Regions from separate parts of the Homo sapiens genome. Here all the other regions are linked to region 1. The links are chromatin loops, found by intact Hi-C in ENCODE. Cell type or tissue: natural killer cell. All regions are shown on one strand. Region 1 has its middle 9.2 kb from the start of TBXAS1. Region 2 overlaps TBXAS1 (thromboxane A synthase 1). Region 3 overlaps TBXAS1 (thromboxane A synthase 1).

Region 1 (5,000 bases):
ATAAACCCGGAACAGGTACAGGCAGCCACGGGGTGTCCAGAGGACGCAGCTTTAGTAACTTCAAGTGCTCAGGGGTGGGAATGGGTACACTCCAGTCTTTGAGTTAAATAGCATGAAAGTGAGATGATGTGGAGAACTGAACTAATTACTCAAGGACTCAAGAACTCACTGCTCTCTCTGCACCTCTTCTTTTCTTTATGGTATTTCACTCATTATATCCTTCTTAGAAAATCTAGGTTGAGAAATGATTTTATGGTTATTTCAATAAACTGATATATTTTATAGAAAATGAGCCAGGTTCTTGGATTATGGAAACAAACCTTAATTTATGTCAAGTGTTCTTGCAGAAAGAGTGGTGCCACCTACCTTCATAACCTGAAGAGCACCATTGTTACCTGATGGCAGCTACCTAAAACACAGGCAGTAGTACATTCATTCATTTCAGAAACATTTCGTGATCACCTACTGAGTGACAAGCAGGCATTCTCCCAGTCACTGGGGATACATTGTTGAACCAGATATAACTCTTCTTCTCAAAAAGCTTACATCTAGAGTGTTGGTAGAGGCAAGCTCACTGAGTAGGATTGGGGTGCTGTGGCAGGACACGGATCGACAATGGATCATCTCTGGGAGGCCCTGGAGGGTTCCTTGAGGAGGTGGTGGCTACTCTAAGTCCTGAAAATGCACAGAAAGGAGCCTGCCTTGTTAGGAGAGGGTGAAGGTATAGGATGGCACAGGGCCTGTTGTAACTCAGGTGGGTGCAGGTACAAGTCAGACTGGGGTTCAGTACAGAGACCACCAGTACAGACAGGGATGGAACTAGGATCAGTAAAGACAGGGACTTGGCTAAATGTTCAAGGTACGAAGGTGTTGGCCAGGCTGTTCTCTAACTCCTGACCTCAAGTGATCCACCTGCTTTGGCCTCCCAAAGTGCTAGGATTATAGGTATGAGCCACCACGCCCAGCCTCCCTCACTCAGTTCTTATTTCTATACTGCCATTCTAGGTGGAGACTGGTACCATACCACCTGCTGACATATTCCCTTGGAGGCAGCTGCTGCCAAAACTTAGGATTATCTTCTACTTGAGGGTTTACCATTATTGGGCCTGTGCCTGGGTCGCAGTGCCCCCTTTGCAGACAGAGTGAATATTTCTGATTTACATTGTTCATTGGAGTGTGGAGAATTGAGCCTTGATTCAAGTAGAAACCACGTTCTCAGAGGGTCCAGCTGGGCTGGTGAGATGAATACCACACATAGACGGCTCCAATGGCTTCATGGAGCTGGGGGAAGGCTCCTGGTGGCACATGTAGAGCAGACCCCTGGTAGCAACTCAGCCTCCTGGAGAGAGAGTTGGGAATACTGGGTCAGATGCCATCATACCAGCATCTCAGAGGCTAGTCCCTCTCCATCCCTGATCCCTGAACTAGCTACTGGGCCTTGGCTTTTTAGCAGAGGGCTGCAATTGCCACCCTCCAGCCTGTTCTAGTGGCTTGTTTCCTATACAGGAATTGGTGAATTGAGGACATACCCAGAATGGGACCCCACCTGTGGCAGGAATGCTATATGCTTTCCAAACCTCTTTCCTTTTCCTCCTGGGCTGGCTCCATTTCTCAGCCTCCTTTGCAATTAGGGGTGGTCATGTTTCCAAAGAGTGTGTACACCACCTCCAGGCCTGGCCTGTAAAATTCTTCCTCATATCATCTTCTCTGTTTTCCACTTGCCAGCTGGTTGTGGATGATCCAGCAGAGGCATCTGAGGTTCCAGTGGACGACAGGGTTACAAGATGGAAAAAGCCTGAATTCCTGAGTCACTGCATGGAAGGCTGCCTACTGAACACACACATTTGGGCTGTTACATGAGTGACAGACACACTTCTGTAGTGTGAAGCTCTTGAGATTTGGGGGCCCCTCATTACAACACTTATGCTATTCATTCTTTCCCCCAACTCTCTTCTTTTGTTTGTTTGTTTTTTGTTTGAGATGCAGTCTCACTCTGTCGCCCAGGCTGGAGTGCAGTGGCACTATCTTGGCTCACTGCAACCTCCGCCTCCCAGGTTCAAGCGATTCTCCTGCCTCAGCCTCCCTAGTAACTGGGATTACAGGTGCACGCCACCATGCCCGGCTAATTTTTGTATTTTTAGTAGAGATGGGTTTTCACCATGTTGGCCAGGCTGGTCTGAAACTCCTGACCTCAAGTGATCCACCTGCCTTGGCCTCCTAAAGTGCTGGAATTGCAGGTATGAGCCACCACTCTCAGCCTCCCCAACTCAGCTCTTATTTCTATATTGCCATACTAGGTGGAGATTGGGGCCCTACCACCTGCTGACATATTTCCTTGGAGGCATCTGCTGCCAGAACTTCGAATTATCTTCTGCTTGAGAGTTTCTATTATTGGGCCTGTGCCTGGGTCACAGTGCCCCCTTTGCTCTGTAGTGGGACTTCCTGGTCCTGACAACTTGCCTGAAATGCCATTTGTGATCTTGCTGTCAAACTCTGGATTCTAACTTTTGCTTTCTGAGCATGCTGTCTGTCTCCTTATGCCTGCTCCCACTCTCACTCCCAGTGACTAGGAGGTGAAAAATGACTGTTCCAGGCACCAACTTGCCTGAAAGCTCTAAGACTTGCCTTAAGGCAGTCAAGCCGTCTGCTGACTCTCCACTTTTGCAAGGAGAACTACGTCTAGTCATCAACATGTAGCCGCATCCAGCCATGAGGAGGGGCGGGAGAGATTTGACAACATCTCAGGAAGTGCTAACATCTGACAAGCTGAGATCATGGGTGTCATAAATTGATAGAGAGGCTGAAATGAGAAGGAGATAGGATGGGCCATGTGTGGTTAGCAACATCAAGAGCAACTTGTAGTTGACAACCTCATTGCTCATCTTCTGCTGACACATACAGCCAAAGTCTGAATGGTGGCATTGCTTCAACTCCCCTGCTGTGTGATGGGGGCACCTGATTGATGTTGACACGCCAATGTTGGGCTATCATCGGAGGAGGTCTGTATTAATTTTAACAATGAAAATAGACGGGTTACAGTTACCCTAAATAGCATCAAGTCACCCCACTTCATAAAGCCCTTCAATGGCTTTCCTTTCCTTTTGGAAGGAAGTAGTGCATTTTTCACATGGTCCACTGGGTCTTAGATGTCCTGACCCTACCTTATCTCTCCTGTGTAGGCCAGTCCTACCCTTTCTTCTGCTTAATGCCTCCCAGCCATGCTGGTGTTTTCTACATTCTTCATGCGCACCCAGCACAGTGCCAGGCACCCTGTACAAATTCAATAAATAATTCTTGGATTAATGAATAAGAGGTCAATCAGGAGATGGCTGCAATCTAATGAGAAACCATGGAGCTGATATTTGGGTGGGTGTCTCTAAATCTAAGCCCTAAGAAACCTTGCTCGTTCACTGTTCTAGTGTCTTCCCATTGCCTAGAACAGTCTCCCATGCCCAGTAGATGCCAAGGCATTTGTTGAATCAACGAAATGAAGTAGAATGAATGGATAAAAGGAGTAGTGACCAGAATGAGGGAGACTTCATAGGCAGGACCAGCAGGGCTTGCTGACTAACTGGATTTTGAGATGAGGGGGCTGAGAGAAGTCAAGGATGATCCCAAGTTTCTGGCTTGGGGCTGAAGGGAGGAAGGTACAATTTACTGAGACGGGGGAGATGGGATGAGGTTAATGGAGAAAGGAGGCTGCGGCAATGAGTCTAGCTTTAGATTTTTCGAGTCTGTAGCATCTGTAGGCTGGTTGTCAGAGGATGTCCAGTGGGCAGCTGGATATATTGGTCTGAAACTCAGGAATGACAATTGGGCTGGAGAGAATAGATTTGGGAGTGAACAGCCTGTGATGTTAACAAAAGCCAAGTGAGTGGATGAGATTGCAATGTGATAGGTGGTGTGGTTGTACAATGATGTATAAAATATGGTCCCTGCCCTCAAGACTAATACAAAATCAAGATATGACATAGACCTTAAAACTGTTTATGAGCCCATCCATATCTCCATAGCAACCTTGAAGCAGAGCGATAGCTCTGCCCTTATCACAGGCAGGGGAAACACACAGATGGCTGCTGTCTCCCACAAGTCTCCCACTGCAGGAGATGTTTCCTCTTCCCCGTGGGACCCACAATGAGTGGCACCTGCAAATTCCACTCTTCTAGCCAGTCCAAACCCGAGTCTTCTTCCACGTCTCAGCCATGGGGCCGAAGAGAGGGAGGGGGACGTCAGAATCAGCCCTTTCTGTCCAAACCCCCTTTTCTCTAGGTCTTGTCTCTCTACACCCTCCACTTTGCCAAAGCCAGGAAGGAGGTGGCCGTAATGACCACATTGCCACTTTCCCTTGGTCTTTCTGTGGCACGAATGCTGTACGTCGTTTCCTGCTTCCTGCAACTGTCCGCCAGTGGCTTCAGTGGAAACAATCACAGACCTCGTGTATTGAGTGCTCCCTGTGAGCCAGAGCTCCACTAATCAGGCCACACGAGGAATTCATTTTCCTCTCAACCATCCTAGGCAGTGTGGACAGTTATCACCACTTCACAAATGAGAAACCGAGGCTCAGAGAGATCATTTTGGGTTCTAAGATTGTCTAAGCTAGAGTATGGAAGGGGTAGGATTTGAACACAGGTCATTTGAAAACAAAAAGCTGCATCCTTAAGCAGTAAAATAAGGTTCCTCAGCTAATGGTCCTGTTGTCTGCTTGCTCTCTCTTATACTCTTTCTCTCTCTCTCTCTCTGGTTATATCTGTTGAATCTTTTTCCAGGCATCTCTTTGGTATTGCCCTGTAAGGCTGCTCTTCTTGGTGTTGGTTCCCCCACCCTCAACTCCGTGCTTCCCTTCTCAGCACTCTACCTGTTCTCTGTAGCCCACTTTTATCCCTATGGCTTTGCCCCATCCACAAGCAAATGGCTCTCAAAATGAAAATTATTTCCCTACTTCAGATTTTTCTCCTGACCTCTACAGATCTGGCCATCTCCCGAGCATCTTAATCTGTGGG
Region 2 (5,000 bases), 50 kb after region 1:
CCCCGTCTCTACTAAAATACAAAAATTAGCCTGGCGTGGTGGGCGCCTGTAATCCTGGCTACTCAGGAGGCTGAGGCAGGAGAATCGCTTGAGCCCAGGAAGAGGAGGTTGCAGTGAACTGAGATTGTGCCACTGCACTCCAGCCTGGGTGACAGAGTGAGACTCTGCCTCGAAAATAAATAATAAATAAATAAATAAATAAATAAATAAATAAAGAGAAAGCCTTGAGGAAGATAAAATACAGGAAATTTTCCAGCCTTTACAAATTGAACCTGATTTTGAGAATGATCCAGTGGCCCGATTTATTTTGAGAATGGACAGTAAATTGTACCGCTGGCACAGCAGTATTTGTGTCCTGTAGCGTTTAATGACCTCGTTGGTTGTGAAAATAAAACCGAAAGATGCTGTCTAAAGCTATATATACTTTCTGTTGTCGTTTTCCAACTTAAGTATCCTTGATGTAAACAATGACAGGTGTCCATAACCATAATTGTGGGAAACATTTGCATTAATTCACATCAAAGGAAACCCATTGTAAACATCAGAACATGGTGATCGTCTGATCATTGCGTATTACCTGCTTTACACAGTAGCATCCCTGGCCTCCTGCACTTTTTTAAATGGCACAGGACTTAATAACACAATTTGACATAAAAGGATTTTTTTTACAATGACAATTTTTAAAGTTACAGCAAGATATTTAAAAACAACTTTTCATTGACCCTGTAAGACTCACTCATAAGTATCCCTAGTGTACCACTTAACCTAGGGCTGCCATATCAAAGTACTACAAACTTGAGTGGCTGGAAACTCCAGAATTTATTTATTTATTTATTTATTTATTTATTCATTTTTTGAGACGGGGTTTTGCTCTGTTGCCCAGGCTGGAGTGTACTGGTACAAAAGTAGCTCATTGTAGCCTCAAACTCCTGAGCTCAAGTGATCCTCCCATCCCAGCCTTCCAAGTAGCTGGGACTATAGGTGTGTGCCACCACACCTGGCTAATATTTTTTTTTTTTTTTTTTTTTTGAGACAGGGTCTTGCTTCATCATCCCAGCTGGAGCGCAGTGGCACAATCTTGGCTCACTGCAACTTCCACCTCCTGGGTTCAAGCGATTCTCGTGCCTTAGCCTCCCGAGTAGTTGGGATTACAAGCCTGCCTGGTTACCTTTTGTATTTTTTTTTTTAGTAGAGATGAGGTTTTGCCATGTTGGCCAGGCTGATCTCAAACTCCTGACCTCAAGTGATCTGCCTGCCTTGGCTCCCCGAAGTGCTGGGATTACAGGCACGAGCCACCACGACCAGGCTCACCCGGCTAATTTTTTTACACTTTGTAGAGGTGAGGGTCTTGCTGTGTTGCCCAGGCTGGTCTCAAACTCCTGGGCTCAAATAATTGTCCTACCTTGGCCTTCCAAAGTGCTAGGTTTATAGGCATGAGCCACCACACCCAGACCACCAGAAATTTATTGTGTCACAGTTCTGGGCCAGGAGCCTGAAATTGAGGTGTCTGCAGGGCTATGTTCCCTATGAAATCTGTAGGGGAGAATCCTTCCTTGCCTCTTCCTAGCTTCTAGTGGTTGGCTGACTATCTTTGACATACCTTGGCTTGCAGTGGCCTGACACCAATCTCTGCTTTCATAGTCACTCGGCACTTTCCTGTGAATCTCTGTCTTCACATGGCCATCTTCTCATAAGGACACCAGTCATATTGGATTGAGGGGCCCCTGTACTTCAGTATGACTTTATTTATTTATTTTTTTGAGACAGAGTCTCACTCTGTCACCCAGGCTGGAGTGCAGTGGTACAATCTTGGCTCACTGCAACCTCCTCCTCCCAGGTTCAAGAGATTCTCTTATCTTAGCCTCCCGATTTGCTAGGATTACAGGCATGCAACACTACCCCTGGCTATTTTTTTGCATTTTTAGTAGAGATGGGGTTTCACCATATGGGCTAGGCTGGTCTTGAGCTCCTGGCCTCAAGTGATCTGCCTGCCTCAGCCTCCCAAAGTGCTGGGATTACAGGCATCAGCAGCCGTGCCTGGCCTATATGACTTCATCTTAACTAATTACATTTGCAGTGACCCTATTTCCAAGTCACATTCTGAGATTAGGACTTCTGGAGGTTAGGACTTCAACTTATCTTTTTGGTGGTGATACAATTCAACCCATTACAACTGGGGTTCATTGATTTTGGGTTAAGAACGTGTTGAGACAGTCAGAGGGCAGCAAGGGGACCCTGAGACCAGAGGGTATGAAACAAGAGTGCAGAGAAGGAAGTGGTAGGGAGACAAATGGAACCCATGTTGCTATTTTGCCCATAAATTTGGTGGCAATGATCTCTCCCTGCAGATTTGGGTGCAGGAACTTGAGTTACTGATGGCAATATTTGGCCAGTTTCCAGCTGAAGATGCTCAAGTTCCAGATTTGAGTCGAGGCTACAAATGCTCAAGTTCCAGATTTGAGTCGAGGCTGCAAAGGGAAGTTTGTGGTGGTGTCCAGGACACTCTGCTGATGCCATGTGTTTGAAAATGTCTGAATTTTGTGCATAGACACACTAGCAGTATTTTCATAAGTGGAGTTACATAATTAGGGCATGGACTTGCATAATAATTAGCATGTGTAATTAGGCACAGACTTCTTGTCCTTTAGACAATCAAGACATCTAATTACAAAATTAAGATGTAATTATGTGGTCCAAGGTCTACATCTTTTTTTCTACCCATTAGAGATTACTTTTAGAAAATAATTCAAAAAAGCTGATGAAGAAATGAACATAGACACGAATTTGAGGATGTTAAAGAAAGTGTTAAGTGGGCTGGTAAGTTTCCTTTGGTCTTTCCTCTCTGTTGTAAGGGGAATTATTTAAAACATTATGGTCCACTTGAAAGAATAACTTTTACCAACTGTGCTGTCAACCTTCGGTACTCACACTAATGAAGAGGAGTGTTGGTATGACTAATCCTTGGCGTTCACGTGTGGCTCTTGAGTGTGGTTTGTAATCACACTTGAACATGGACCTAAATGTGACGTACTGGGAATTCATTCAAACCTATTAATGGAGCCATACGGTGGAAATCTTAGGATAACTTGGGATAGAGGACATCCTGCCTTCCCGTTCTGCCCTGGTTCTCCCTTGTGACCACTTTAAAAATCGACTCATTTGGCCAGGTGTGGTGGCTTATGCCTTTAATCCCAGCACTTTGGGAGGCCAAGGCAGGAGGACCGCTTGAGGCCAGGAGTTAAGACCAACCTGGACAATATAGGGAGACCCTGTCTCTACAAAGAATCTGAAATACTAGTTGGGAGTGGTGGCACATACCTGTAGTCCCAGCTACTTGGGAAGCTGAGGCAGGAGAATCACTTGAGCCCAGGAGTTTTAGGCTGCAGTGAGCCTCCACTGCACTCCAGCCTGGGTGACAGAAATAAATAAAGAAATAAATAGCACATTGCTCAGAATAATGCAAACCAGCACTTAAGCTGTGTTTCCTTTCCCTGAATATTTGAGTATTTTTATTTTAAGTACTCCTTATTGACTGCAGGTGGGAAAGATCAAAGAGTATAGCAAATACTCTGTCCTTTGAAAAAGAGTGATTCTTATAGCAGTAATAGTTTGAGTTTCAATACACACAGAAAGCTAGATTGTACTGATAGTCTCCATGTTTTTCCTTGCCCTTAAATTGTGATTTGGCTGATCTCTGCGTGATGCTAAACAACCAGTTTGACTCATTAATTTTGCTGAACTAACTGAACTTTTGACCTAATTGGCTGCTGGTTAGGGATCAGAGCCATATGTGCAGGTTTTTCTAAGCCAGTTCTGACTTTAGCTGTGTTATCCCTCTGTTCCTATAAACTGTTGAAATACCATAGTAATTCCAATGTTTTGACAGCCACACTGCACTTCTCAGACTGCCGCTTTCTCCTGGGAAGTGGCACAGAAATCTGTCGGACCACGCTTCCTGATTTTTGGTTAAGAAAATATGCTTCCCATATGGTTGCGGGCCGAGAAAACAAAGACTTAAAGAGGTTGTAAGCATTTGGTGATAGGTCTTCTCCTCATGGCGCCTTCCCTCCGTTCCTATTTTTACTATTCTCTGTAAGGCCAGGGAATGTGATGAGGGACAAATTATGTGTGTGGCAGGGAGGGGTTAGTCTTGACCATGAAAATACACACATTTGCACAGGGAGCTTTTGCCATTGTTAGTTTTTTTACCTTGCCTTCTGAGCAATTGCTCGTGATAGATTTAGAGGCAAAGGAAAGGAATTGGAGAGAGTGGCATTTTTAAAACAATCTATTAAGAGGAATTCTAGGTCAGAGAGGGGCAGTTGGACTACATCATCTGTAAGGCATCTCCAGCTCAGAGGTTTCAGGATTCGTTGATCTCCAGCAGGTCACTCAACAGGAGGTTGACTGGACTCCTATTCTACTCACTCAACTCTAGGCCTCCAATTTTTTGGTTCTTAGATGTGGTGACTGGAAACCTATTCTTTTGCCTTTACTTCCAGAGAGCTCAGTAATTCTAGTTCCTAATAGAGCCTAAAGCATGAGTGCAACTTCATTTCTCAGCTTTTGAAATCTGCTTTTCCCTCCAGGTACTCCACATCAGCATTCTCAAGACTGGAGAAGTTAGGCCTCAGACATCCCAAGCCTTCTCCTTTCATTGGAAACTTGACATTTTTCCGCCAGGTAAGGGCTGTCTTCCATTGGCTTCCATCATAAAATATGCTGAGGGCCAGGCACAGTGGCTCATGGCTGTAATCCCAGCACTTTGGGAGGCCGAAGCGTGTGGATCACCTGAGGTCAGGAGTTCGAGACCAGCCTGACCAACATGGTGAAACCCCGTCTCTACTAAATACAAAAAATTAGCTGGGCATGGTGGCTCATGCCTGTAATCCCAGCTACTTGGGAGGCTGAGGCAGGAGAATCACTTGAACCCAGGAGGTGGAGGTTGCACTGAGCCGAGATTGCACCATTGCACTTTAGCCTGGGCAACAAGAGCAAAA
Region 3 (5,000 bases), 67 kb after region 1:
GTGTGGCTGGAGGTTGTTCCTGCTTCTGGGGCCAGGGCTGGGCCTGCAGATGAGGGACAGAGCACCTGGCTAGAAAGGAGAGAGGACTGCAGCGGCTGGAGCGTCAGCCACAGATTTTTAATTTTGCTTTCCTTGATATTCACATCCAAAATCTACCATGGAGAACTGTATATCACGTTCAAGGTGGAAGGGAACTAACTCATTCCTCATTAGTAACTATCAAATATGGCATCAGTACCTTCTTTATCCTGTAAGTGACAGCTCTGCACAGATGTGTTCCCAATCGATAGAATGTCTCAATTAAAGTTGCATAAAAGCTCTATTTTGAGCTAATATCTTCAAATAATAAATTCCACATTTAATTGAAGCGTACCTGCAACAAATCCAAGTTGTTCAACCCAAAATGCATAATAGAGTATGTAAAACAGTCATGAATCACTGTGACATTTGTCAAGGCATTCTCCCATCTGGAAGCAGGTCCAGAAAGCACATGGCTGTATGCATATATCTTTTGTCAAGAACTTTGCACAGACAGTCTCAAAAAGTGCACACATTTACCCAATTCTTAGGGCTCTTCACTCTGATTGAGAATGCAAATAGCATTCCTATTCTATCTAAAAAGAAGAAAGACAAGCCATCTTTGATTTCAAAATTTAAAAGAAATTATTACTAAATTTGAAGAAGCAATGAGTTCCCAATTCACTTAGAGCTTAAAGTTCCTCTTTCATCACTATTTTGTGAGCAGAGGAACTTTTTCCAAACAAGTTCTTAGAAATCCTTGCTTGATTAAAAACCAGTTCTAAATCTTGTTACTCACATAGGGCAAAAGGTAAAGGAATCTAAATGTCTAAAACCAAATTAACTCCAGATACTAGTGTGAACTTTCAAGCAAAAAAAGTCACACACCACCGCATACACGTTTGAAATTCTACTAAATTTTGAATGTTTGACGTTAGCCTTTAAACTGGAACATATTCTTCTTTCTTCCTTAGGATCTTTAAATCTTTTAAAGTTTGGGTTGTTTACTATGCATTCTAATTACTCCTGATCACTCTTATGTGTAACATTTCTATAGCTATGCACACAAAGTAATTCCTTAGCAAGGCCCCACCAAGTTTTATGATGCCTGCTTGCCTAGGGCAGATAATATAAACTTAACTACGAAAATAAGTTCTTTGATTATTCTTCGTATCTCAAGACCGTGCTCCTAACAACCTCTCCTCCATCTCACCCTCAAGCTGCAAGAATTTTGCAACCCACTCTATGAAGTTTTTCCACCCTGAGTAAGGCTGTCAGTTTATTGGCCTATTTATAAAGGTCTGACTCTCTGACATGTTCTCCAGGCTCCCCACATTAACCACTAAGGAGGCACTCTTTGCAGATGAATTTTTTTTTTTTTTTTTTTTTTTTTGGCCTCGGCTTAAAGAGGAACCTATTAACCTTTGCCCGGAATCTATGGCTGGTGAATGGCTTGTCATAGCATGTTAGTTTGATGAGGCAATTGTGGTCTTTTTTGTTAAAACACCCCCCAGCACCTCTTGATACTACTTGGCCTACTGGAGATGTGGGCATCCAGGATTGAATCAAAACTACTGCACTTCACAACAGAGCTACTGCAGGAAGGAAATCCAGGTACTCCCTGGCTTGTGCCACCTCCATCTTTTCCGTGGCTAATGTAATGCCTAGTGCATATTCACCACAAAGAGGCAACTGTTGAATGGCTCTTCCATTTGCCTTTGAAGATTGCTTGTAACTCTTCAAGTTCACTTCTTCATCTCACTGCCAGACCACAGCTTGAGACTGATGATTGACATGGCCACTAGGTTCTTCCCAAAGACTCCAGCCTAAAGATTGTTAGCTGCTTCCCCCAAAGGCTTAGCCTTCTCTGCTAGAGTTTTGGTTCTTTGGAGCATCCCATGAGCAAGAAGCCTCAGCTCTTTGTCCTCCTCTGTGTAGGAGCCCACAAGGATGCTTTATCTCCAATCTGGAATGGACACTTAGCATCCTGAGTTCTGCCCTGCTCAAAATCCATACCTGTTCATGAGTACCAGGGCTTCAGGGCCCGAGAACCCACAGCTAACACCCATAGGAGAAAGGTTTCATATGAGTAGGTGGGATGGGTTTTCATGCCTCTACAACCTGGCCAGCAGGAGGAACACTGTGACCCATGGTTTCAGAATTGATGGTCTCCCACTTCTCGGTTAGATCTAGGTATTGAGAATAACCTGAAGGACATTTGGCTGGAGGACATTATTTTTATTGTGTTAAAATATGCATCACACAAAATGTACTCTCCTATTTTTCATTGTATAGATCAGTTGCATTAAGTACCTTCACATTGTCGTGCAGCTATCATCATCGTTCACATCCAGAATTTTTTTCATCTTGCAAAGCTGAAACTTTGTCCTCATTAAACATTAACTCTCCCTTCCCTCCTCCCCCAGGCCCTGACAACCACCATTTTACCTTCTGTCTCTACAAATTTGACTACTCTAAGTACCTCAATAAAGTGGAATCATATGGTATTTTTCCTTTTGTAACTGGTTTATTTCACTTAATATAATATCCTCAAGGTTAATCCATGTTGTAGCACATGGGAGAACTACTGCCTTTTTAAGGCTGAGTAATATTCCATTGTAAGCCTATTCTGCCTTTTGTTTATTCGTTTGTTTGTAGATGGCGGAGTGTGTTACTTCCAGCATTGAGCTAATGTGAATAATGTTACTTGAATATGGATGTGGAAATACCTCTTTGAGACCCTGCTTTTAGTTCTTTTGGGTATATATGCAGAGGTGGAATTGCCAGATCACAGAGTAAATCTATTTTTAGCTCTTTGAAGACCGTCATACTGTTTTCCATAGTGACCATACCATTTCACCTTTGGAGGACATCTTATAGCAATGCTTTGTTGTCCCCTTTTCACCACGATTATGTGGCCATTACTTCTTGTTTTCAAACCTTGAGAGTGAGCTCAGGTTAAATTTACACTTCCCTTTGTGCCCTGGATCCCAACTGGTCAAGGTGAACCACACATTTCTAATTGGAATGTATGACCCCAGTGACTTTGCCTGTAACTTCCTTTTGGCTAGGCCAGTAAGCGCATTTTTAACCAAACCGACCCCATTATCAACAAATGCTTGCACTGCACGATAAATTCAGTTTGCTTTAATAAATTCCCAGTAGTCCTCACCCAGAGCTCCTTCTCCTCTTATCTCACTCCTTGCTGCCAAACCCTTTACAATTTATGTGTCTGCCTTTCGGTTCTGCCTTCAGCCCCCTCCAAGTTTCCTCTTTCCCACCAGCTCACTGTGGCCTTTGTGTCTCACATAAATTTTGTCTTCTGTGTCTGAAACTCTTACTGACTTCTGCTTCCTTGTTCCCTGGGTCTACACTGTTCCTTCTCTTCCTGGAACTGACCCTTCGATCTCTGGGCTTCCTACCTTGAGTAATTTGTCAAAATCCTGTTCTTGCAATTGGTGGCTTCTCAATTTTTTTCCTCTGGGTTTTTTTCCCACAGTCTTTCCACTATATCACAGGGCATACACTCCTGCTTCATGACTGTTCATGACATATTGAATTCCCCTCTTGTACCCCACAGTCTCTGCACTGAGTGTGTGCTCATTGGGAAAGGTTAGCTCACATTATACCTATCCAAAAAAGGAGAGGTGGCAGGTGGCCTGTGGAGAAGAGTGTATCCAGGCACATATGCATGGGAGAAAGTTCAGAGGTTTTGGCTGAGATAGAAAGAAGAAGAGTAGAGGCCAAATGTGTGCTAGGAAAATGTGATGTTTGGGGCACAAGTAGAGAGGACAACCTTGGCAGTGGCAGATGAGAGAGAACCTCAGGACTGGTGCTAAGGAGGTGGGTTATTTAAAGAAAGTTGTGCAGGTATAGAGTGGAGAAGGGGTGCAGGGGGAGGATGGAATTGAGTTAAAAAAAAAAACTAGCAAAAAACATTCTGATAGCACAGGTGAGAGAGATAAGAGTGATTTAGATTATCAGAAATGGAAGGAAAAGAAGGAGAATTTTATAGAGAAAGTGTCCTGTAGTGGCCGGGTGTGGTGACTCGTGCCTGTAATTCTAGCACATTGGGAGGCCGAGGTGGGGAGATTGCTTGAGCCCAGGAGTTTGAGACAGCCTGGGCAATATAGTGAAACCACATCTCTACAAAAAATACCAAAATTAGCTGGGTGTGGTGGCATGTGCGCCTGTTGTCCCAAGTACTTTGGAGGCTGAGATAGGAGGATCGCTTGAGCCAGGAAGGCAGAGGCTGCAGTGAGCTGAGATCATGTCACTGTAATCCTGTCGAAAAAAAAGGAAAAAAAAAAAAGAAAAGAAAATGTCCTAAAAATGCAGCAAGTCATTGATTGTAACAAGTAAGAGATGAGTCAACATTAATCACTGAGGCTGACTTCAAATGCTGGAGACAACATGGTGATTCCACCATAATTAAGAGGTTGAACAGGGCAAAGACAAAATAGTTTTATCTTTTTCTTAATCCGTTGGAGCTTGTCCTCATCCTCATGTGTTCAAGCTGTTATAACAAAGTGCCATAGACTGGGTGGCTTATGAATAACAGAAATTTATTTCTCATAGTTGTGGGGACTGGGAAGTCCAAGATCAAGGAACCAACAGATTCATTGTCTGGTGAGGGCTCACTTTCTGGTTCATAGATGGTGCCTTCTCACTGCACCCTCCCGTGGTGGAAGAGGTGAAAGAGCTCCCTAGGGCCTCCTTTATAAGAGCACTAATCCTGTTCAAGAGGGCTCTGCCCTCATGACCCATTTGTCCCCCAAAGACCCCACCTTCTAATACTGTCATCTGGGGGTTTAAGATTTCAACATATGAATCTGTTGGGGGGATGGATACAAACATTCAGACCATGGCAGAGCTGCTAAGGAGACATTGGGTGCAAGGTGACTTAGGAATGAAGCACTCAGAGGATCAGGAAGCTGCATTAGGAAGGAGAGAGGAATGGGAGCTCCAGGGTAGGCCTGGAA

What was found. Hi-C counts contacts between places; a loop is a spot of excess contacts. Peaks named below come from ENCODE experiments on the same cell type or tissue, not always from the same donor. Only the 100,000 strongest peaks of a DNase experiment are listed, where the experiment ranks them.
Region 2: a loop joins it to region 1, with 5 times the contacts of the local background. A loop is called at or near these places in 3 of 110 quality-filtered maps.
Region 3: a loop joins it to region 1, with 4 times the contacts of the local background. A loop is called at or near these places in 2 of 110 quality-filtered maps.

The regions. Positions count from the first base shown.
Region 1 is chr7:139,817,544-139,822,543 of GRCh38, forward strand. It overlaps a transcript of TBXAS1 not described here. Among named protein-coding and RNA genes, the nearest start is that of TBXAS1, 9.2 kb to the right of the region's middle. In natural killer cell, a CTCF peak has its summit at 2,429; no DNase peak of the experiment used is centred here; H3K27ac peaks cover 990 bases.
Region 2 is chr7:139,867,646-139,872,645 of GRCh38, forward strand. It overlaps TBXAS1 (thromboxane A synthase 1), which reads left to right. Exons shown (of 13, transcript NM_001061.7): 2 at 4,590-4,683. Among named protein-coding and RNA genes, the nearest start is that of TBXAS1, 41 kb to the left of the region's middle. In natural killer cell, no CTCF peak of the experiment used is centred here; no DNase peak of the experiment used is centred here; H3K27ac peaks cover 285 bases.
Region 3 is chr7:139,885,001-139,890,000 of GRCh38, forward strand. The region is part of intron 3 of TBXAS1 (thromboxane A synthase 1); the gene reads left to right. Among named protein-coding and RNA genes, the nearest start is that of TBXAS1, 58 kb to the left of the region's middle. RefSeq lists a silencer at 3,090-3,384. In natural killer cell, no CTCF peak of the experiment used is centred here; no DNase peak of the experiment used is centred here; H3K27ac peaks cover 1,645 bases.